Regions from separate parts of the Mus musculus genome. Here regions 1 and 2 are each linked to region 3. The links are chromatin loops, found by intact Hi-C in ENCODE. Cell type or tissue: left cerebral cortex. All regions are shown on one strand.

Evidence for each region. Hi-C counts contacts between places; a loop is a spot of excess contacts. Peaks named below come from ENCODE experiments on the same cell type or tissue, not always from the same donor. Only the 100,000 strongest peaks of a DNase experiment are listed, where the experiment ranks them.
Region 1: a loop joins it to region 3, with 12 times the contacts of the local background. A loop is called at or near these places in 3 of 42 quality-filtered maps.
Region 2: it touches region 3 in a loop (9-fold over the local background); 3 of 42 quality-filtered maps call a loop at or near these places.

Annotation. Positions count from the first base shown.
Region 1 is chr8:127,911,237-127,919,236 of GRCm38, forward strand. No RefSeq gene overlaps it. Among named protein-coding and RNA genes, the nearest start is that of Gm32590, 110 kb to the left of the region's middle. In left cerebral cortex, a CTCF peak has its summit at 6,855 (motif pointing left); DNase peaks (open chromatin) are centred at 3,056, 3,955 and 4,560; H3K27ac peaks cover 2,031 bases.
Region 2 is chr8:128,160,811-128,168,810 of GRCm38, forward strand. No RefSeq gene overlaps it. Among named protein-coding and RNA genes, the nearest start is that of Mir21c, 110 kb to the right of the region's middle. In left cerebral cortex, no CTCF peak of the experiment used is centred here; DNase peaks (open chromatin) are centred at 4,332, 5,461 and 5,885; H3K27ac peaks cover 829 bases.
Region 3 is chr8:128,026,833-128,034,832 of GRCm38, forward strand. No RefSeq gene overlaps it. Among named protein-coding and RNA genes, the nearest start is that of Gm32590, 230 kb to the left of the region's middle. In left cerebral cortex, no CTCF peak of the experiment used is centred here; DNase peaks (open chromatin) are centred at 3,739, 4,258 and 7,489; H3K4me3 peaks cover 492 bases; H3K27ac peaks cover 876 bases.

The sequences.
Region 1 (8,000 bases), 120 kb before region 3:
TATGAAAAGTTCCTTAGCCACTCTTAGTTTTCTACTCTATACAGTGGCAATGATAACAATTTGCATCAGTCAGCTTTCTATCACTCTAAGGAATACCTGAGACAGTAACTCTATCAAGAGAAAAGGTTGGGGACTAGAGAGATGGTTCAGGCAGTAAGGAGCCTACAACTCAAGCATGAGGAGATTAGAGGCTCAGCATCCACAGACAAAGCCAGGCAATATGGCATGTATCAGTAACCCTAGCACTGAGGAGACAGAGGCAGAAGGATCTCTATGGCTTGCTGGCCAGCCAGCCTGTCTGAATCTGTCAGCTCTAGATGATTCAACGAGAGAGCCTATTTTCAAAAAAGAAGTGGAGAGTGATCCAGGAAGATAACAAAGTCAGTATGTGGCTTTCATATGAACATACACAAACATTCACGTTTAAACACCCACATGAACACATTCTCCCCATGTCCACATGAAACAGAAAGGTTGATTTTAACTCAGAGTGGAACAGTTTCAGTCCATGTGTGATCATTTTGGTCCTAATGACCTTAGGCCTGTGGTGATGATAACATCATATTGTGGCCACAACACAAAGGAGAGGAGGAACTTGGGTCCCACAGTCCACCTCAAGGACATTTTTCCAACCTGCTAACTTTTTCCCATTAAGCCTGACCTCCAAAGGTTTCATCACTTCCCAATAGCACCTCTCTGGGGGCCCAGTGCTGCACACATTGGCCTCTGTGGGATATTAGAGACCCACTGTATAGGAAGCACCTACCTCACAGAGCTGCTAAGATGAGATGGGATATGTGGGCAAGTGGCCTGGATCATGTGATCATTCTTACATGATCATTTTAGTTCCCTTGTGTACAGTTGAGGCCTTGGGAGGGAGGGTGGTTAACTCCTGATACATTGTAGTAGCTGCATTTTCCAAGTTTCAGATGACAGGGAAAAGTTAATGTCTAGCCAAGTCCAGTAGCCATCCTTTACTTCCCAGAAAAACAGACGGGGATGATGCTGTTGCACAGCACTTCTCCTTTGACTCCAGGGATACAGAAACAATCGATTGTCAATGTCTTCCCCATGGATACAGAGGTAATAGTTTGGCAACGTCTAACACATTATGACTAGCCCAAGTACACCTGACAACTGTTACTGGGCTGGGGATTGTGATGAGATGAGAAAAAACTGCACTTTTCACGTGTTGACTTTCATGGACCACATCATTATCTTTAAATAGAAGGCGATGCTTGAGCACAATGGCTGGGTCTCTTCTCCCATGCCATTGCTGATGCTCTCTTCAGAACTCTGTCTTCAGCTCTCTGGAATGTGCTGCTTTCAGATACTAAGGGCCAACGTTTCAATTGGCCTCTTTCCCCGTCCTCCTGTTATTTACAGGTGCTGTTTCTGAATGCAGAAATTCCAATTTACTAGTGTAATTACCCAATTTATATGCACAAAGGTGGGCTGCCACTCACAAAAATTAATGCTGCCCTAAATAGCAAGTAAGACCAGCTCAGATGTGACTCTCCTTAACATATCAGACCTGTGTGGGAACTCCACACACTGAATTACTTTAGCTAGTTCACTTATTACATTTGGCATAGTGCCTCCATGGGGGCATCCTAACTGAGTGCCAATGGGGAATCTAGGCTTGAAATTGCCAGGTTGTGGGCGACTTCTGTGAATTCTTCACAAAGGTAATATAATGGTAGATGTTGTATGAAATGATTGGTTGGTGGATCCCTGGGTCAGATGACAGTCAAGGAGGCTTTGCCGTCAAAGCAATAAACATACCTTTGTGTCTGAAAAGGGAAGGCGTTTCATGGGGAGGGTTCATAAATGCAGAGATGGATTCTGAGCAAGTTCAATGTTCATTCTAAAATGACTGTAAGAGTCTCATGTTGTCCAAAAAAACCAATCCTAGTGGCTCCTGAGTGATGCAAGAAGGTGATTTAAGAATTCTTACCTGGAAAGAGATGTGGAGCTTGGTAAGAATGTGGCCTTTGGAAAGGGACCATATCTCACCCACTTCAGTATTCTCAATGTACTGTTAGAGAGTTCTCACCATAGAACATAGACACTCAATAGAACATTTGCTGGAGAACTGACTAACACCCTAGGACTCAACAGAATCATAGGGGCAAGCAGCCCCAAGATTGCTGCTCAGGGATTTTAATGTTGAACAATCATGGCTAAATGAGGTGGCATAGGATTAAAAAACAAGTCCAAAGCTGGTACAGTGGGAAATATCTGTTACCTCTGCACTTGGAAGACAGAGGCAGGAGAGTTGAGAGTTTGAGGCCAGCCTGGACTATATAGCAAGACACTTTCTCCAAAAGTCAACAAATAAAAATGGCTAATAAAATTAAATGATGTTTTAAAATAATATGGTTCTCTTCCTCCACTTGAAACAAGGTCTTTCTCTTTAGCCGAGGCTAGCCTCAAACTCCTCATGTTGCTAAAGATGGTCTTGAGCTTCTGGTCTGTAGAATGCTGAGATGACAGGCATGTGCCACTACATTCTGTAATGGCAGTGTTGGCCGTACAACCTGGAACTTCACACAGGTTGGGCAAGCACTCTGCTAAGACACATCCAAAGACTAAAAAATAACATGTTTAAAGGAATTTTTTTCCTCTGATAGGTTTCTCCTTTTCTTTTCTGCTTGATACGTTTTATTCTATCTGGGATGCAGCTGTGTCCTGGTTCCCTCTCCTATGCTAACTATAAGTGGAAGTGCAGGCCCAGGTCTCTAAAGTGGGAGCCCTGGCTCTTTTAAACCAGGGTAAGTACCAATGTGTTAAAGGAGGAAAACCATGACACCACACAACCACAGGAGCTGACACATGTAAAGTCACACCCCTGGGTCCCACTAATGAAGACCAATCCTTTCAATTGGTGTTGTTTCTCCATTGGGTCTATACTCTATGGTGTTCTGATGACAGCTGACCTGGCTGCCTGTACAATAACAGCTGAGCTGGTGGTATACTCCTGAAGTTATGCAACGTTCATTTCTGCCCCAAGCTCACAAGCTTGCAACTGTTTGAAGCTGCTGGATACTACAGTATGTTTCTATCTTTGTGTCTGGCAAGATTTTCTAAGCTCTTAAAATTACTTGCCATTTAGGTAGGCAGGAATCCAGGGAGCGAGGCTTGAAATAAACATGACTACTGGCTTCGTGCTTCCAGTAGCCTGCTGAGGAAATGACCCCTTTTCTTCCTGCTCTTCTCCTTTTGCCTTTGCTTCACTGCCTGTGGTCTTAGCCCTTGTCATTTATTCAGCAATCTGTATAAATTTAACATCAAATGATTAATGACTTCCTTGCCATATTCCAGGAGAAAACTGAGATAAGATTTCTCTGATATCAATAGCATATTTAAAAGTCTAATTTAGGGTGATATGAGTAGCTTTGTGTTCCTTTTGATTTTGTCTTTCCACATCACCTTAAGAGAACTTTTAGCTACTTTCTTCTCTAAGAAGGAGATGGTGGTGATGGGCGAGTAGGAACAGCAAGATGTCCAAAGTGCCCTTCTTTGCCCTGGCCAGACAAGGATATCAACATAACTGACCATGCCAGCAGTGAGATCCCGAGGGCCTGGTCATCATCACTTCTCACACTGGAGGAATTTTATCTGTCCTGCTTCCTGATAGAGAAAGTGAATCCTAAACCCAGTGTTTTTTAAGGTTATGAAAAGACATACTTTAGTTCCCACAAGTAATTCTCTCCTGATACAACAAAACCTACATATTAATAAAGTAAAACCTGGTGTGCAAATATTTTCATAAGCAAGATAACAAGAATGATCACATGCTTTTTACCAAAGCTCCCACCACAGTGGACTGTGCTGAGTGGCTGTGAACACGGTGCTCACAGCACCAGAGAAAGCTGATGGTAAGCACTGGCTCAAGAGTTACATGAGCTGAGAAGCAGTATCTGAGAGGCATTCCCAGCCGGTGTGTGCTGGTACCATCTGATCCCAGTAAGAGTCTCTGTTATAAAAAAAATCAAAGACTATGGTGGGGAGATAGCACAGGCAGGAAAGCACTTGCCTTGTCAATGTGCAGACCTGAATTCCACACCCAGAATTTATATTTTTTAAAAAGGAAAAAATTTAAACATGGTTGCATGCGAGTAACCCCAGAGCTTAAGGGATGGGGAGGTAATGGGTCCCTAGGCTCGTCATTTAGCCAGCTTAGCCTACTGACTGTGCACTAGGACAGTGAGAGACCCTGTCTCAATAAACAAGATAAAGAACTGAGGAATGACACCCGTTGTCAGCCTCTGGGTTGTCCCACAGCACCTGTGCATACTTTAGTGCATATGAATGTGCACTAACACACACACACACACACACACACACACACACACACACACACACACACAATGTCAACTAGCAAATGCTGATGGGCTTATACTGCTGGTAGGAATGTAAATTGGTACAGTCACTGTGAAATCATTATGGAGATTCCTCTAAGACTAAAAATAAAACTCCCATATGATCTAGCTATAGCACTCCAGAAAAGAATCTAAGTCACGCTGCACATTCCTGTTTATTGCTGGCACTACTCAGAAGAGCCAAGATGTGAAACCAGAGTAGATATCCATCAACAGACAACAAAAGAGAATGTGGCATGTAAAGAATACAGAGACCCTGTCATCTGCAATGAAATACATGGAACTGGTCTAGGATCAGAATAAACACTGTGGCAGGAGAGAGACAGAGTGGGAGAGGGAGAGGGAGGGAGAGACGTGGGGGAGGCACAGCAGGATTAATGTATGAGAGAAGCTAGCTGGCAGAGGGAAACTGGAAACCCCATATGACCTGGGCTACAATGTAATAAACAGAACCTGGGACAAAGAATGCAGGAGATATGGTTGCTGTGTAAAACCTTTAAAGATCAGTAGCACTGAGCTTTGGAATGGCTGTCTTGTCAGCTCACTAGTCTCCCTCTACCTAGGGGGGTGCTTTTTAAAAAAATTATAAACAAATTTTCTTCATTTCTATTGCTAGCCATGTGTTCCAGGTACATTTTATTATTAGGAAAATACTGCAACCAGGGCATTTCACTAGGGACACCTTAGATTCTGCAGCTATTCCAGCAGGACACACAGAACAAGTATTATGTATTCTCTCCCTATGTGGAAGGGGAAAGGAGAGAGGGAAGGAAGGAAGGAAGGAAGGAAGGAAGGAAGGAAGGAAGGAAGGAAGGACGGAAGGAAGGAAGGAAGAAACATAGATGAATGACAGGTAAAATAGTGATTGACTAGAAATGATTGTGTTTTGAGAGAAGTATAGACAGTGTGATTAGATTTGATCAGAGTCTTGTAATTGTATGAAACAACTACAGTAAATTCAGCTGATATATGTTAATAAAAAAAAAACTAAAGCTGGGCTGGGGGCGTAACTTGGTTGAATGTTTGTCTAGCATGCATGAAGCTTGGAGTTCAACCCCAGTAGGGCATGAACTGGGTGTGGCATTTGTGCCCTCAGCATTCAAGAGGTAGATATATAAGAGGACCAGGAGTTCAAGTCCCCTCTTGTTTATGGACACAAGAGCTCTTGCAAAGAGGCTGTGTCTGTAAAGGTTGATTGACTGACTCAAACTTCAGTAATGTGGAGAAGTTGGAATTTTGCTAGTCTAGATTCAAATGACCTTGAAGCATTTTTAACCCCTTGATAGACGTTTATTGCTCCTTTGTACACACAAACCTTTCTATGGTGACTATTAGGTAAATGAACAGACCTTTAGTTTCTACCCACCAAAGGGCTAAGAGTGCTGCTAGTTAGCATCTTAGAGTAGAGTGTCCCTTGCATTGCTATAACTCTCCTAAGTGACATACTCATTGATCGATTTGAAAAGTTTGCCTTATGACTTTCTTTTTTTTCTGCAAATATAAAAGCTCATGAAATTGCTGCCTCATTAGAACATCATAGTTGAGATAAACTAAGTCTTTGCTCCCAGGCCATGGTCACTCATATTTGGCTCTAGAACAAACCATGTCTTGTGTTTCTTTTCCGTGAGAGTTCTCTTTCATTAGTACCTACACAGTAAATTGTATGGCAGCTGGAGACTACAAAAAGCACTGTCATTGACAACAACAACAACAAACTTAAAAATAAAAAAGGTAAGAGCAAGATGTAGCCTCTCAGTACGAGCACTCTTTTGCTTTCTGATTGTGGAATAGTATGAAACATATCTGGTCTTTGTCCCTGGTTCCTGTTAGAATTCTTAGATCCCTTCAGGCTTGGCAGTGGTACACATACCTTTTGTCAAAGATAATGAGCCCTTTGCACAGCACCTCAGCTTATGCTAATGAATGTCTTCAGCAGTTCCAGGTGGGTAGGTGGGTCAGGTCACCAGAAAGGTCATATCATTAGTTGGAATTTTCAGCCCCCTCTGGGAAGAGTCCAGGTAGTGCTGGAAATGGAGTTGCATGTGAACACTTGAGTTTTTGAAGTGCTGAATGCCTGGAAGAGCTGGGGACTGACTGGCCAGAGAAGGCACAGAGTCCCCATCCCTATGACATATATTACCTTCCTTTTCATCCAGTGTTTTAGCTGTGTTTTTTATGGCCAACTCTAACAGACTCACAGATGATGTAGGTAACATTTCCCTGAGTTTTGTGAACAAGCTGGCCCAGCAAAGTACTGAGCCAATTCCCTGAGGCTGTGAAAGCCCCAGGGTTGTCTGAAGTAGAAATGGCCTTGTGGGACTGAGGATCATGAACTGAAGTTCCCAAAGGGAAACATTCTGCAAACCCAATTGACTGTGGAAAACTGAATGAAACAAGTTGGAAGCCAAAACCATCTTTGCCTATCTTTGGCCCTTTAGCCACCTACTGGTAGGACTATTATGCAAACCCTCTAGGACTATATGAACAGAGTCCTAGCTTCTACCAACGAAGAATGTCATCAGACAGCATCTGAGCACCATAGCAGAAATTTCCTGCTTTAACCCCCACACACCTGATATTTCCACCACTATATTTTGATAGGGCTGGAAATTCTTTGTTCTACTACTGTGAAAATTTCATGCAATTGTTACCACATTAGAACATGGAATTTGCAGCAACCTGCCTATGATCTGGTATTGTGGGCAGTTGATTTGGATCCAGAATATACTATTTCCTGGTCACTTGGAAGTGAGAGCTGTCTGTCTGTCATTGATTCAGAAGTGGAGTTTCACCACATAGTCTTAGCTGACCTGACTCACTATGTAGGTCAGATGAGTCTTGAGATCTCAGAGATCACTTGTCTCTGCCTCCCTCGAACTGGGATGGAAGGTGTGTGCCACCATGTTTGGCAGCAGGTGTGTGTTTTATATTGTGTTGTTAGGACTTAACCAACGAGCCTAACAATTTTAAGGTAGAGGGTATTGTAACTGATGGAACTGTGAGACTCCACAATGAAACAAAACCTCAGGTCTGATCACAGCTGTTCCACACTGAGTAGGAAAATTGGGGGAAGAGACCATTTTTCCCTACACAGCACTCTGGCTGAAGCAGTAGATGGGCTGAAACCATTACGCCTCACTTCATATCAGGACCCTAACAATCAGAACACTGAAATCGATTTTGTCTGGCAGTTTGTCACTGGCCAAGTAGTACTAGGTCTCAGACAGCCACCCCTCATTTTCTGTTTTGCTTGTTAGTTTTTTCCTCCATCTCTTCTCCTCTTCCTTCTTACTTGTTTCTGTCGAGGACTCTCAGATGACTGAAACCTGGTTCAGTTCACTGAATGTGGATAATGAGGGGGAAAGTACCATTCACAGAATGATGGTAAAGATTAGGGGCCAGAAGCAGCAAGATGCAGGAACCTTGGCTATGAATCAAAACCAAATACAACACAGTAACCTAGTGTCACAGTCCCATAATGCAGTGTCACCAAGCACAACCGGGAGATACAAGTGAGGAAAGTCGGTATGTACGAGAAAGACAAGCACTGGGAGCGTCATCTCCCAGAGCTGCTTCTCCCGGTCTAAGAAGCTTTCAGTTGGGAAATCCGAGCGT
Region 2 (8,000 bases), 130 kb after region 3:
GGATGTGAACTCACAATATTCCCGCCTCAACTTCCTGAGTACTGTGACAAGGTTAGATTTCCAACAAAGTTGGTGTAACTACAGCCCTTGTTCTATATTTTAATATTAGAGAAACACTATTAACATTTTAACACTAATAGAAACACTAATAGAAACATTTTAACACTAATAGAAACACTAATAGCATTTTAATATTAGAGAAACAATGTTAATTTTAGATTTAAATATTTTTCAAATGCCAGAATGGTTGCAAGACTGTCTATCTGTCTGTCTATCTATCAAACTTGGCTGGGGATATATCTCAGTATTTACTTGGAACAATCTGAAGTGTTTAGTTGGAATGCATGAGGCTGTAGGTTCAATTCCTAGTAGTGGCAAAAAAAATTTTTTTTAATAGAACTAAGACACTTTGTATAGTTTACCTCGTACATCAATTATTTAGAATTTGCCTCATTTGTTGTTTCATTCTTTTTCTTAGTAGATACAGATAGGTGATAGTTGGTAGGTAAACAGAAGATAGAATGGTAGATGTTAGGTACGCAGAGAAAGAGAGATGATAGAAAGAAAGAAAGAAAGAAAGAAAGAAAGAAAGAAAGAAAGAAAGAAAGAAAGAAAGAAAGATAGAGATGATAGATGATGATAGATGATAGATAACTAGATAGATGATAGAGATAGATAGATAGATAGATAGATAGATAGATAGATAGATAGATAGATGATAGATAGATAGATAGATGATAGATAGATAGATAGATAGATAGATAGATAGATGATAGATTGATGATAGATAGATAGATAGATAGATAGATAGATAGATAGATAGATAGATAGATAGATAGACGGATAGACGGATAGACAGATAGACAGATAGACAGATAGACAGATAGACAGATAGACAGATAGATAGATAGATAGATAGATAGATAGATAGATAGATAGATAGATAGATAGATAGAGATGATTCACATGTAGATAGATGATTAGCAGATGGATTTTTCCGCCCTCTGTCATTCAAGACTGAGCGAGAGGTATCTTTGCCAGTCATGCTACATTGTTTCCCGAGAGCAGAGTACATTCTTATTCTTAGCCTTAGGACAGTGGTCAAAGGGACAAAGTCTTCATGTCATCCCATTTCCTCCTCCACAGCACATGCTTGGGTTTCCTTGGCTTTATGCCTTTTGTAGCGACCTGATCCACCTCATTTCCATCATACCTCTTTAGTCCTCTGAGTCTGAAACTATCTTTTTGCTCTACTCTGTCTCTCCTGACTTTGACCTTTTGGAGTGTTCTAGTTTGTTTTTCTGTTCAGTTTCTCTGATATTTCTTCCTGCTTAGGTGGTCACGGACTTTGGCAGGATCTCACAAAAGTGACTTTAGGTTTTCCCAAGGAACCCTATCAGGAGTCTTTAGATGTCACCTTGTCCAAATATCAGTGATGTTAGCTTTTTAAAAATTGGTTAAAGGACATCTGCCAGACTTAGCGACCAAAATGCATAGTCTCTTTATGAAGGACAAGCTTCCAGGAACCCCAGACCTCCTGCTCAGTTTAGGCTAATGATTTTTGGCCCTGTCACCCAGGATGTATTGCTCATTTTCTGCCTGGGACCCACACAGCCCTGGCTCTCATGCTGCTGTTCTTGCTATTTTGGTCTGAGAGCCTAACACATGCTAGGTAGCAATGAGAATCTCCCAGCCACTGCCTGCTGGCCACCCAGGCTCTTCTGCATACCTGTGGTACCCAAATGATCCAGTGCTGACCAACTTTGTGGGTGGGAAGAGAGAAATTGGCACTATGGGTTGTACTCATCTTTGCTGGGAAAAGTCCATCCCTTCTCATTCTTGAAACCGTCAGATGCTTTTGTAGGAAAAATTTCAGCTGAAGAGCCATTCAGGGGATTTCAATCCCCTGGGCATTTTCCTGAGCTGGACCTGGGTCATGGCTGTGGTGTGAAGGGAGCAGAGCATGCAGAGTCTCAGAGACAAGGGATCAATATTTCATTTCTATATAGAGAGCCCCACTGTAATGCAGGCCTGACAAACACCAGTGTCTACTAAGAGAAAAGAATAAATGAAAGAACAAAAGAATGAAAACAGGAGAAAGAATATGTGATGAAAAATAAGCCAGACTCAGAAAGATAAATCTCATATCTTCTTCCTCACACATATACTCTTTGTCTCTCTCTGACTGTCTTGCTCTGTGTGTGTGTGTGTGTGTGTGTGTGTGTGTGCATAGTTATGCACACAGATCATCAACCTGATATAAAGGCAGACAGGAAATAGGTTGGCAAAGTGTGTGACATATGTGTGTGAAATTTTCATCATGAAACCCTTGACCTTGTGTGCTATATTGAAAACTGAGAAAAGAGAGGGTAGAAGGGAAGGAAATAGGGATAAGAAGGTGAAGAGCAGAGAGAATGAGGGAAGGGAGAATGCTTACCATGATTTTCTAAGCCCAGTCCTATTAACAAGCCAAAGCTGCAGCCCAGAATTCTACATTATACTGAGGCAAGTGGGTTGAACATTGGTTTATCTTGATGTTTACTTCAGTTCTTAGTGCCCAGTTCTCAACATTCCTCAAGGAAAGGGGAAAGGCAGATGCAGACTGGAGTCAATGCTTGACTCCACTGAACTAGCCCATGTCTGATGGCATGTATGATGGAGAGCTAGGCCATGCCCATCTGAGAGCTGGCTTCTTTTCATTTGACCCTGGAGTTTAGAGGCTACCTGATAGACCAAATCCTTGCACTGATTGACTGGTACATGGTTTCAGTGACTTTTTCTGAAGGCTCCACCTCAGCTCTGTGGCACAAAGCACTAGGTAGATGAAGTCTTAGATTTTGCTGGATGACCTTTTCTGTAGAATCCAGGGATTTCAAAAAGAAAAATAAATGAACCATGACAAGTCCAGGGGAAATGACATAAGTTGACAGAGTCATTGCCCAGGAGTGTAGAGAAGTCTCCAGGTCACACACAAAGTGTCTACTATACAGCCACACTCTCAGCTCCTCCTAAGACATGCTCCATGGCTGACCCCTCTTCTTCCCTTCCCTTTCTCCTTCTCTTTCTTTCTCCTTCTCTTCCCTCTTTCTGTAAAGCTCTTCATCTCTCCCTCTCCTCCTCTTCTCACTCTCCATCACTCCTCCTTTACCCCCACATTCTCTCTCCTTCTCTACCTTTCACCTTCCCACTGCCCTTCCTCTGCCTTCTTTGAGTCTTTGACACAGGATCTCAAGCATCCTTGAACTCACTATGTTGGAAGGATGACTTTGAACTTGTGCTCCTCCTGCTTCTGACTCCCTAGTGCAGGGATTAGGGGTGAACACCTTCATTAGACAAGCACTGTGCCAAATGATCATTATCTCCAGCCCAATTCTGAGAAATATCTCTTGACTTCTACAACCCCCTTCACAGTTCCTGCTTTGAGCTCCATCAACTCATCATTTTTGTTTACTTGCAATGCCCTTCCCAGGATCATCTGTTCAGCTATGTTGCCTTTTGAGCTAGACTGGAAGATTCTAAGAGCTGGAACTACCCCACATACTTAGCTCTTCCCAGTGTGCCTCACAGTAACTCCCTCCAGACTGTAGATACACAACAAACATTGACAGGTAGACTAGGAGATTCTTGTTTCTGTTTTTCCTGAGAGTTTTTCCCAATAGCTTCATAAAGCAGGTTTCTAAACTGGCATGGATAAGGATTTGTCTGCACAGTTCAATTACTACATCTGAGTACCAACCTGCCAAGGCAGTGACACAGACCTCACTTTGTCTCATTGAAGGGTTATGGAGACATTATGCTTTCTGCACTTTGGCTTTTGTGAGCCTGTATAAGGAAAGCACAGAGTTTGTGTGTATGATGAGGGACTCTCCTTTCCCTCTGGGAACATATACCCATGTTGTGTTTGCCTATGGGCTCTCTCCAAGGTGCATTCAACCACAGCTGTAAGGCTCTGATCAGTGACCTATGGTGTCCCCCAAAGAGATGATGGAGCCCAAAAGCAGTGTTTACAGCCCTTCACTCTTTGCTGGAAGCCCTTCAGGCTGTGCTTTACAAATGAGGTTTTAAGCCGCATCACCTGAAGATGGATTTCTGTGCTCAGTCAGATATTAGCAGTACATGGTTTGGGTGGTATGAAATGGGAGTTTAGTGAGTTTAGTCCCCCCTTCACCTTAGGCTAATTATTAAAGAAAGTGTTTGTAGGCCTGCCGACTCTCATAATTCATCCTGACTCACACTTTTCTAGAGTCAGGCTTACAGAGCTCCATCTGCAATGCTGTGATCATTGCCAGAAGAACGTGGTAGGACTGAGTCATACTCCCCCATCTGTGATGGCGTGGGACCCTTGCTAGAGGAATGTGGTAGGACTGAGTCACAACCTCATACTCCTCCATGTGTGACGGCAGGAGCATAGCTGATGAGTGTTGTGGAACCAAGTCATCATTCCACGGTGCAGATGAACTCAGGGAACTTCATTCAGAAACAAGTCTGCCCTTTCCTTCTTCAGTGTGATGGAGTTACATATCCTAAGTCCTCCCATGAGCAAAGCAACCACAATAACCAGGTGTTCTAGTTTGCTTCTCACTGCCACAATACAGATACCATGGTCAACAAACATGGGGAGGGAAGAGTTTTTTTTGGCTTACTCATCTCAATCACAGTCCATTATAAAGAGAAGCTAGGACAGGCACTCTAGCAAGAACTGCAGCAGAGAACATGGAGAAACACTTACTGACTTGTTTCCTAAGGCTTGCTCAAGTTGATTTTTTTATACAACTAAAGACTAACTTCCTAGGGATGGCATGGCCCACCATGAGCTGGGTCCTTGCATATCAATCATTAATCAAGAAAATGTTCCACAGACTTGCCTACAGGCCAATCTTATGGAGCCATTTTCTCAACTGAAGTTCTATCTTCCCAGATGACTCTAGTCTGTGTCAAGTTGACAATGAACCTAACAACCACATCAGGTGACAGACTTTGATACCACTTTCAAAGAACAAACTTCAAAACTCCGGAAAGGAAATAGACAAGATACCAGGTGCCCAGAATCTATCGCCTTCTAAAAAGCACATTAAGAAGAATGGAATCATTTTTCTCCTTAGAGAACACTTACCTTGAAATATAGTCAACTGCCCTGGAATCTTCCATTTCTACTTTCTGCTTTTTCCCCCCTCTCTCTATAGTGTCTGCAAATTTGCATTCCTATGACATATGTGTATATTATGCACTTGAAAATTTTATATAAAGAAAGTGAGAACGGTGGCACGTAAGACTCTAAGAACGTTAAAGATTTAGTGCAACACCTAATTTTAGAGGTAGAGATACTGATCCAAAAGCAGGCCTGAGGCCCGTTTACAGGAAGCAAACAAATGTCCTACAAGAGATGGTAGTCTGGCTCAGCCCCCACCCAGTGCCCTCTTCAGCATGACTGGCATATACGTTAGCTAGACATTACACTGAGGCTTCCACCCACTCTGGCACAATCCCATTAGCGGTTATGAGAGTCCTATTATTAGAAAACAGCTACTGAAAGTATTCTCATCTCAAACTCAGGAAGTGGAAATGAAACCGAGAGTATTTAAGTTTGCTAAATAGAACACTGGAACAGTCCTGACATCCCCATCCTCACCCTCAAAATGATGAGGTTAGCTGGATGATCATTGATGGGAGCATCTCTATCTGAAACACCTATGAAGTCTAAGTCCTGTGAGTATTCCCCATGAGATTTGCTCTTTGTCTCTCCTCAACTGTGACTCTTGAAGGATCTCGAACTTCTATTTTTCCAAATATAAGATGGAGCTAATAATAATTGCCAAGCTGTGGTGACAGTAAACAAGATAATTCACGTTTATTCTTTGAATAAAAAGCAATGTGAAAATGCACCGTGAATCACTTAGGCAGCTTGCAGATAGCCAGGGACTGTGGGATAAAATTAGCCCAAGATGAAGAGGGATGCATTTGTTTGATGGATTCTTTCTCATGGATGCTCAATTCCAAGGTGAATCTTCTGCCTTTCAGAAATTGTGAGCCAGGATGAACTCAGGGCCACTATTAACATTTAACAAAACTGCACATTATTAAAATGGTAATCTGCATTCACTTCAGAGAGGTAAACTCCAGTGCACTCCATGCCTAGGGTTTAATGGCATTCTGCTGCTAGTTTAGATTGCAGATCTAGCAACTTCATCAACTGAAGAGCCGAGGCCCAATTGTAATACTTTTCGCAACATTTAGAAAATGCTTTTCATTTATTACCACCACTTCTTTGCTTTATATCCTCACTAACAAATATATCTATAAAGACGCTTAAAACTGATTCAACATATGCATATGTTGGGATGTGTTTGTAGATGTATGTGTGCATACATGCATGGACCAAAGGCCACCTCAGATGTTATCCCTCAGGCACTGTCTTTCTTTATTGAGAGAGGGTCTTTTGCTGAACTTAGAGCCTCTTCTGCTCTGTTTACCCAGCCCTGGGATTTTAAGTGTGTACCCCCATGCCTAGCTTTTGCACATGAAGATCAAATTCAGATCCCCATGCTTACACAGTCAGCACCTTATCTACTGAGCCATTTTCCCAACCCTTGAATTACTATCATACAGAGACTCAAGTCTCCATCATTGCATATATTGCACAGATCAGTGAGCTACCATTATTGCTATGACTTGAGTAGAACAATCTAAATCTGGCTCAGCTATCCCTACCATCAATTCATTAATCATCTCAAAATTGCAAATTCTTTTTTCTTTTCTCTTTTTTATTAGATATTTTCTTTATTTACATTTCAAATGTTATCCCCTTTCCTGGTCTCCCCTCCCGAAAACCTTCCCCCCCCCTTCCCCTCCCCTGCTCACCAACCCGCCCACTCCCTCTTCCAGGCCCTGGCTTTCCCCTATACTGGAGCATAGTGCCTTCATGGGACCTTTTTGAGAGCTTGTACAACTAACATCAATAAACAATGGCTTGCTTTGGGAAGGAATCTCTACCAGCATACTAGGGTGACTTGGAGGGTGCAGGGAGTACCTTTGAAGAAAAGAGAAGCTGGGCATGGTGGTGCACATCTAATCCCAACACTGGGAGGCTGAGGTAGGAGGCACAGGTTCCAGGCCAAACAGAGCTAGATAGTAAGACCCTATCTCCAAGAAGGAAAAAAAAAAAACCAAAAACCAAAAAACCAAAGAAAGAGATGAGGAAGATGAAAATTGTACCTGAGTTTTGTCTGTTTAGGAGAATCCAGCGTTAAGATAATAGCATTTGAACTTTAATTTGCATGCCAGTCACTCCCTACCCATCCTGAGGAAGTCAGTGTGAGCATTAGTCACTTTCCTTGATGGGTGCACTGATGAAGCATCTGACTGAAACAACTCAAAGAAGGAAGAAGGTAGGGTTTATTCTGGTCCACAGTTGAAAAGTACAGTTGGATGTGGCAGGGAATTCATAGTTGCAGGAGCAAGAAGCAGAATTGTGCTGCATCAGCAGTCAAGAGCGCTCATCTTACTTTCATTATCAAACCTGGGGTCACACAACCAGGGTCCCAAGCCAAGTCCAGCCACCATCCTCAATATGCCAATCATTTGTGGAAAACAGAAAAAGGAGATTTTTTTTTTTCCAAAGAGAGACAAAGAGCTCCTGTGAACCAACTTGCCCAAATTTATCTTCAGGATCCTGAAATGAGACTAAAGTTTAAATAGAGTACCAAGGATGAGTTAATTAATCAGTTCCATTCAAGATGCTGCCCACCAATGACCTATCATTGTCTGGGCTTCAGTATCATCCTGTAAAATGATCAGACAAGTTATTAGAACTGTGTGAAATCTGGTTTCAGGACACACCTCTTTTTCTTGGGCATTTGGGGAGCATGGTAGCAGTGTTTTCCTTCTCCCAGCTTAAGATTCCTGGGGAAATTTCCATTACTTTGGGATCAATAGCCTGATAGTCAGATTGAGAGACATAAATGCCACTTTAAAGTATTTTCCGTCTCCTAGGTGACTCTAGA
Region 3 (8,000 bases):
TGACAGCCTATCTCAAAAACTGAATTAAATAAATGAATGAATGAATGGTATAGGATATTAATTTTATTTGGTCAAGGTTACCTTATCTTATTTTGAATTTTAAAAAAATCTACTTCAAAATATATTCACAGTACCTGGCATCTTACTCACATAATCCTGATCTGATAATTTCTCAGTAAATGGCCGCTATTCCATATCACTGTGAGTCCAGCCTGCCCTTCATAGACTTGTGTTCCCTTCTGTGGAACCAATCAAGCTAGGCTAAGAATATTTGAAGAAACAATCGTGTCTGTCCTGAATTATATTCCTTTGCTGATTGCATAAGCAATACAGCAGTATGGAAACAAGGCATGCATGCTAAATTGGCTGCTCTCAGTCACTTTGAGATTTAAATACACAGAAGATGTGCAGAGGTTACATGCTGCTTTAGTGAGTTTCTCTGCTGCTGGGATAAATCACTCTGAGCAAAAGGATTTGGACAGGAAAAAAGTTGTTTTTTGTTATTTTGTTCTGTTTTTTTTGTTGTTGTTGTTTTGTTTTGTTTTAATTTTACACTTCCAGGTCACTATCTATCACTGGGGAAGTCAGGGCAGGAAATCCAGCAGGAATTGGAAGAGTTCATGGAGAAACACTGTTTAATGCCTTGCTCCCTCTAGCTCATGCCCAGCCTACTTTCTCATACAACCAGGACCACTTTCTCAGGGGTGGCACCTCTCACAGTAGACTGGGCCCTCCCACATCAATCAATAGTCAAGACAATCTCCCACAGACATGGCCACAGGCCAATGTGATCTAGACAACTCCTTAATTGAGACTCCCTTTTCCCAGGTGACTCTTGATTGTATAAGTTAACAATAAAACCTAAGTAGGATAGATGTTAATACCATGTCCCTGTAAAAGAAAATTTTATTACAATAAATCAGTGTGTGTGCGAGTGCATGTGTATGCACATGTGTGACAGTCACAAGACTGCTTAAGGTTCTCTCCTTTCACTGTATGGATTCTAGGAATCAAACTCAGGTCACTAGGCTTGGCAGCAAGTGTCTTTTACCAGTTGAACCATCTCACTGGCCCCTATTTCTCTTTTTAATCACTGGTGTGTGTGTGTGCATATATGTATGTGTGTATATTCATTGGTGGACAGTACTGAATTTCACATATATGTATGTGTGTATATTCATTGGTGGACAGTACTGAATTTCATAGATACTTTCACACACATTGATAGTGTCCTTTGACCACGTTACCCACGTGTTTTCATACAAATTTAGTGTCCTAGGACCACGTTACCCACATGTGCATGACCTTTATTTTTCTCTTCCTGTTGAGTCTCCTTCTCTCAGACCACTTCACTTCTACTTTCCTGTCATACACGTATCTATGATTTTGTGAGTGTTCATAATAGCTAGGATCCACTGAGACAAAACATGTAGTTGTATCTTTAAGCATCTAATTTAATTCATTTGACATGATAATCTCCAATTCCATTCAACTTCTTGCAAAAATAAGATGATTTCATTCTTCTTTGTGGCTGAATAAAATTCCATTATATCGATATGCCTTGTTTTCATTATCCAACCCTCTATCAGTGGCTGGGTTGAGTCCACAAGCTACCTGTTCTGAATAGCAGGCAATAGCATGGATATGCCAGTACCTCTGTGACATGCTGACTTTGAGTCCTTTGATAGATACATAGTAGGACCACTGGGTCACAGGGTAGACCTAGTTTAATTTTTTTGAGGATCTCCCATACTGACCTCCATAATGTCTAGACTGATTTACCCTTCTACCAGCAGTGTATATGGGTTCTCTTTTCTCTGCATCCTCACCAACCTTTGTTATTATCAGTTTTCTTAATGGTTGCCATTTTAACTGTGGTGAAAGGTAATCTCAATGTAGACTTAATTTGCATTTTCCCACTGGCTGGTTAAAGTTGAACGTCTTTTCATGTTTATTGTGCTATGTCTGTGATGATTAATTTTTATTGTCAACATGTAGAGATTTTAAAATCTCCATGGAAACACATCTCTGGGTTTGTCAGCAAGGGTGCTTCCACGGATGCTTAACTGAGGAGGAGAGACAAAAACCTGAATGTGAGAAGCAGCATTGCATAGGCTGGGGTGTTGGACTGAATAAGAAAGCATCCTGAGGGTCAGCTTTCTTTGCTGCTTCCCATCTGTGGTAGATGTGACCAGCTGCCCGAGACTCCTGCTGCTATGGTCTGCCCACTATGTATCTTAAGACTTAACACAAAATAGAACATTTCTTAAGTTGACTTTGTCAGTTATCATGTCAAATCAAGAAGAAAATTAGCTCATACAGTGCTTTCGTTTTTCTTTTTTTTTTTTTTCTTTTTCTTTCTTTCTTGTTTTTGGAAGGGACCATAAACGTTTTGATATCTAAAGGCATCTTAGATCCCCTTCCTCAAACCCAAGAAGCAAGTAAATCACTATTTCTTCTGAACACTCTTCAATCTCACAGGTGAAAATAATGCTCCAATAAACATCTTCATATGTAAATCTCTCCCCAATCTCCAATAAGCCCCCAAGGTACATTTCCATCTATTTCTATTCCTAACCACAATAAGTTGAAGTCTAACCCCCTTAAAGATGTTTGACAGTATTGCCAGCTTAACTCTAGGATGATATCAATACCTTTCCCAGCTATCCTCATTGGAACATTCCTGGAGCAACCTGTTGACCTTAGGTCATACTATCTGCATTTCTTTATCTGTCCTGCCACCTGTTCTGCATCTAAGCACTGGAGATCAGCTCTCAAACAACAGCAAGAGGACTGGCTGTTCTCAAGGTACATAAAGCCTAAGGGAAGACAGACACACAGATACACATCATGACATTCAGGGAATAACATTAGAATAAAGTAGGCTAAAGATGCTGTTTTGATGAGAATGTAATCTATCTAATCTGGCTAGAAAAATGAATTCTGAGGGCTAGGTATATGGTTCAGTTGATAAAATATTTACCTAGCATGCACGAAACCATACATCTGGTCCTCAGCACCCTATAAACCAGATACAGTGGTGTGTGTTTTTCATCTCAGCACTCAGGAAGTAGATGCAGGAAGATGCAGAAGTTTAAGACCATCTTTGGTACACAACGTGTGTAAGGCTAACCTGGGCTACATGAGACCTGACACAAAGGTATGGGAGAGGAAGAAAGGAAAGAGAAGGGGACAGGGGGGGGGGGAGGAAGGGAGGGAAATAGAATGAAATAAAACCCTTCAAATCTAAGGCAAGGATATATCTAAACATAGAAAAAGCACATATAGGGGACTCTCTGTAACATCAAGGCCTTCTTGGAAAGTAATGTGATTTGAGTAAGTGAAGGGGTAGGCAAATGAACTCGGAGCAGAAGCCAGTCTTCACTAACCTTCTTGGTGGGCATTTTCATTCATGGGTGTCTTCATATGTTTGTTGGGTATTTCTACTACAGTGGCCTGAACTGGGCCTTTCTGAGGACTGCACTTACTAATGACCATTTTAGGCCCTGCCCTTGAGAAGGACTGGATTCAGGCAACCCCTACTCTGAGTCCCACAGTTTCTAGTCTCTGTAATCAGCAAAGGCATTTGAGAAAGTTATGTGGTTCTGTTTCTGGTTTTTCTCACTGTTTTTGCAACTGCCTAAGTCTAAAATATGTCCCTTCTTAAGCCCTGATTGCACAGATTGGGAGGTGGGCTGAATCTGGATGAGTCGTGCTTGAAATTCTGGCTGTATAAATATTACACTGGGATTTGCTCTTTATTCTGCATTTAATCACCTCAGGAACGATTTTTTTGAGAACTGCATGCATCTCAGAAACGGGGAATCATTCAGCCTCGTGCTCTTTAAATGCAAAAAGGAAAAAAATACTAGATAAACGGAATGTTAGAAATAACTAAAGGAAAGGGTGCATTTGTTATGCTACATCGCACACTGTTTCAAGGCGTTCTCTCCTAATGGCTTCTTTATGCAAACATTATCGCCTTTGTGCCGGTTCCTACTTCTGTGGTTTCCAGTACATTTATTTCAATGAAGATTGCTGAAAACCTTTAACCGGTTTGAGGAGACTGGTCCTTCCCCTCCTGCTGCTGGGCGAGCATTTTTTGCGAAGAAGCTGAACTACTACACGGTGAAATCACAAAGAAGGACTTGAAGTAAGCAGTGTCCACGCCTCCAAAGCTGCCATGCTTACGCAATCCACTCTCCTATTCCAAATTCTTATAGTGAATGTAATGCACAGAACCAGGGTTTCAGTTGAATCTGTTCAGGGGAGGAGCGTCACTGGAGAACCTGTTTTTAGATTTAGTCACGTTGTGGCGGGTAGGAACGTGTTTCCAGCTAACCATCCTGGGGGCGAAGCGCTGTTACCGCAATCTGGACTGCAAACTTCTTCCCTTTGAAGTACCGCTAAAGGAATCTCCGTGATGTGATGAAAGCTGTCTTTTCAGAATGCCCTTCTTTCTCCGTATTTCCGTCTATTAGCTCAGTAGAGGATGTCTAATAAAACTGCTCCGTGAGGTTTTATTCTGTACCCACGCACACTGGTGTCTCCCTCCAGCAAGGACAGCGGTTCTGAAGTTGAATGTAGTGCTTTGCACGTCTTAGATGTTCCTTTCCCACAGTCTGTCTGGAGATGAGGTCACAAGGGCCAGAAAGAAGGACTGCCGCTTACTCTGGTTCCTGAATGTGCTCTTCAGGTCCAGGCCTTTCCCAAACTTTCAGTCATGAAAGAAGTCAACCCATAATTGAGGTGGTACTGAAAGGCAAGGCAATTGTGGGGACATATGGAAGGAAAGGAGTCTAATTGACCCCTTTCATCAGTCTAAAACAAGAATTCCAGCACAATTAACATTTGCTGAAAAGGTTTCTGACCTCAGGTTAATATGCCTTTTGTAGAAAGATATTTCATGCTAAAATAATATTGACCCAGAGCTAAGGCCTAATGTATATGATCTTGAGTAGGGTACTATTTCTCTAGGAAGCTCAGCTTAACTTTGTATGCAGTAAAGGTGCCCTACCTTCCTGTACCTCTGTGGTCTAATTGTCCCTGTCACTTGTCAGGTGCTTCTCAGACACCCCCCTGTCATCTCATTTAGGTTGCATAGCAACCTTATGATAACAGCTTCAGGACCCTCTAAAATGGTATACATGACTATTGTGAAATAACAAAGTCACCTGTGATTGTAAAATAATTTACTATTGCAAGATAACGAAGATCTCTCTCAGGGAGGTCTACACCCGTGTTCTTAAGTTGACCCTGGCTTTTGTCTTGAGCCATCATGCTTAAGGTCTACATTAAAATATCATTATTAAACTCTGACTCTGCTCCTCACTAGCTCATACTGAAATTCTTTTCTGATGCTGTGGATCCCATTTTATCTGAGTCAAAGTCCCTAGTAGATAATGAGAATGTCCCTGACTGCTGTGGTGACAGTATCTTTCCATCCCTGAGGCTGCTGCCATGACCACAGACTTACAGTGGCCACTGTGTGAGGACCCAAGTTTGAAACCATTTTTGTTCTTAACACAGAACATCAATGACTTTTCACTTCCGGAAGACAGCACAGCATCAGCTCCAGATAGCCATGCCTTGCTAAGTAAGGAGTACTGGCCAGAGCCTCATATCTGCTCAGGAGCTGATCTCCTTCTGACAGTATAAGACATATGCTGTAATATATGTGTAATTCTAGGACAGAGAGCATTATCCCCACATATCATTTATACTCTTATCATTTACATCATGTATGTAACATAGGTAGAGCTTTAGTGTTTGTCTGTAAAATAATATAGAGAGAGCACCATGAAATTTCCATTGCTTTGTGGAAATGTTAGAATATAATAGAATATATTAATTGTAGCATGGTGACAGGATATCAGTCTGGCATTTTCAAGGTGGAGATAGAAAAATTGCACATTATAGGCCAGTTGGAGTTACATAGCAAGACTGTCTCAAAAATGAAGAAATAAAATCAAGAAAAGGATAGTTGTGTGAATTTAAAAAAAAATCTTTGTTTTTCTTGAGCTGTTTAGAGAAATCATCTGCTTTCTTGAATTAATGACTGTATTTTTACTAACACATATTGTACACACTAGTGAGACTCTGTGTGACATCTTACTGCACACATGCCTTGAACCTTGAGTACCCTCCTGACCTCAACAGCTACTTTAACCTGGAGATGTAGCACATCTGATGTATCTGCTCCTACAAAAGATGGAGTGTAAGAGGCTCTGAAATCTCCATTGGGCAGAAATTATTCACACTAACTTCTTAATCATGTGCTCTCTTCTTCACATAATCGATTGGCTTTGGAAGTGGACTAAGAAATGCCATCTCTTTCTGAATTCTGCGTGATTTTTTCTTGTTGCATGTTGGACCTTCTATAGAGACCTTCATATGGAGTAACAGTGTGGTGGGATAGGGATGGAAGCCTTGGGGAATGCTCACAAACAAAATAATATAAACCAGAGTCTAGAAACTATCTTTCTGTCAACTCTAGTTTGCCCCCTACTTTTGAAAGTAAAAATTCATTTCAACTTAGTCACACTCTTCCCTTTACATAATAGTCACAATGCTTCCAAATGGTATGTATCAGCTAGTGCTCTAAGAAAGATTTTCTAGCAACTGACCTAAACTGTGTTAAGTAAAATTAAAGTTATCCAAAACTACATAAATTACATTCAATTTGAGACTTAGAATGGGAAGAGAGTTCAAAAGAAAACGTTTGTCTCTACAGCATTTGAATCTTCACCCTTCAGTTGCCAGAGCAGTGCTCCCCTGTTGGGATGTCAGGCTTTGTGGATTTAAGGTTGTGCTTCCTAGTGAGGTGTGAATGATGAGAGCCTGTTAAGCCAGCTCTAGGGAGGTAGAGAGAAGAAGGTCCTTGGGACTTCCTGGCCAGCCACCTACCTTGCTTGAGGAGCTTGGGACACTACTGAGAGTCTTTGTTTATCTTTTCAAAACAAAGAAAGAGAAAGTGAATAAATAAATAATAGCAGCAGAGGAATACCCTGTGGGTCACGCATATGCACCATACACACACACACAGAGAGAGAGAGAGAGAGAGAGAGAGAGAGAGAGAGAGAGAGACAGAGAGACAGAGACAGAGACAGAGACAGAGAGATAGAGAGAGCTGTTTCCCTACATATCATTTTAAAGATCTTATTTTTAAGTCTTATTTCCTTTTAGATACCGTGGAAAAATACTGTACATTCAGGCATCCTTGCCCCAACCCCTGCACCCCAGGACCAAGAACATTTCATTAGAAACTCTGAGCATCTGACATGGGACTCGGAGGCATTGCTCACTGAGTCCAAAGTCTAAATTGCCTTTTCACAGAGTGCCTCCTCCATACCCTAAGGAACTTGTTCCGTTCTGCAAAATTAGAATGGAGCCAGGCGTTCCATGGGCCATACTCTGTCATCCTATGGGGACGATCTCTTGAGATTAAAATGGATTTGATGGGCAACGAGAGAAGCCTGGCAGCCTGACAAGTACTAGAGATAAGAGCTCTGGGACAGAAGCCAGGAGAACAGAGCCTCATCCCACCCTATCCCTGGTGAGCTGCATGGTTCTGGGAAGCCTTCTGAAACTCTGCTTATCTTCTACTGTTTCTCATCTGGGATGGCCAAACCCATCCTATCTATCTCAAACAAGTCGCCGAGAAGAGCATGAATGGAATGAAAATAGGATTGCCTCAATGCAGTGAGTGGGACTACTCTAGTGTTTACAATGGGACCAACCATTTGATTTGAGAAATGATTTTGAGAAATAGTTTGATATAGGAATCAGAGAAGTTCAAGAGGTCAGACATGCTAGAGCATCCAGAAACCTTGGCAAAAGAGGGATAAATTTGAATATGCCTTAGACAAGGTCAAGAAAGCAGGCCAAGATACAGCCTGTCCCTTTGAGAAAAGCCAAGCCACATCTGGCTATGTGAATATAGGCAGAGGTACTGTTATAGTGGCTCTCTATTGCCAACTTGACTGGATTTGAAATCACCT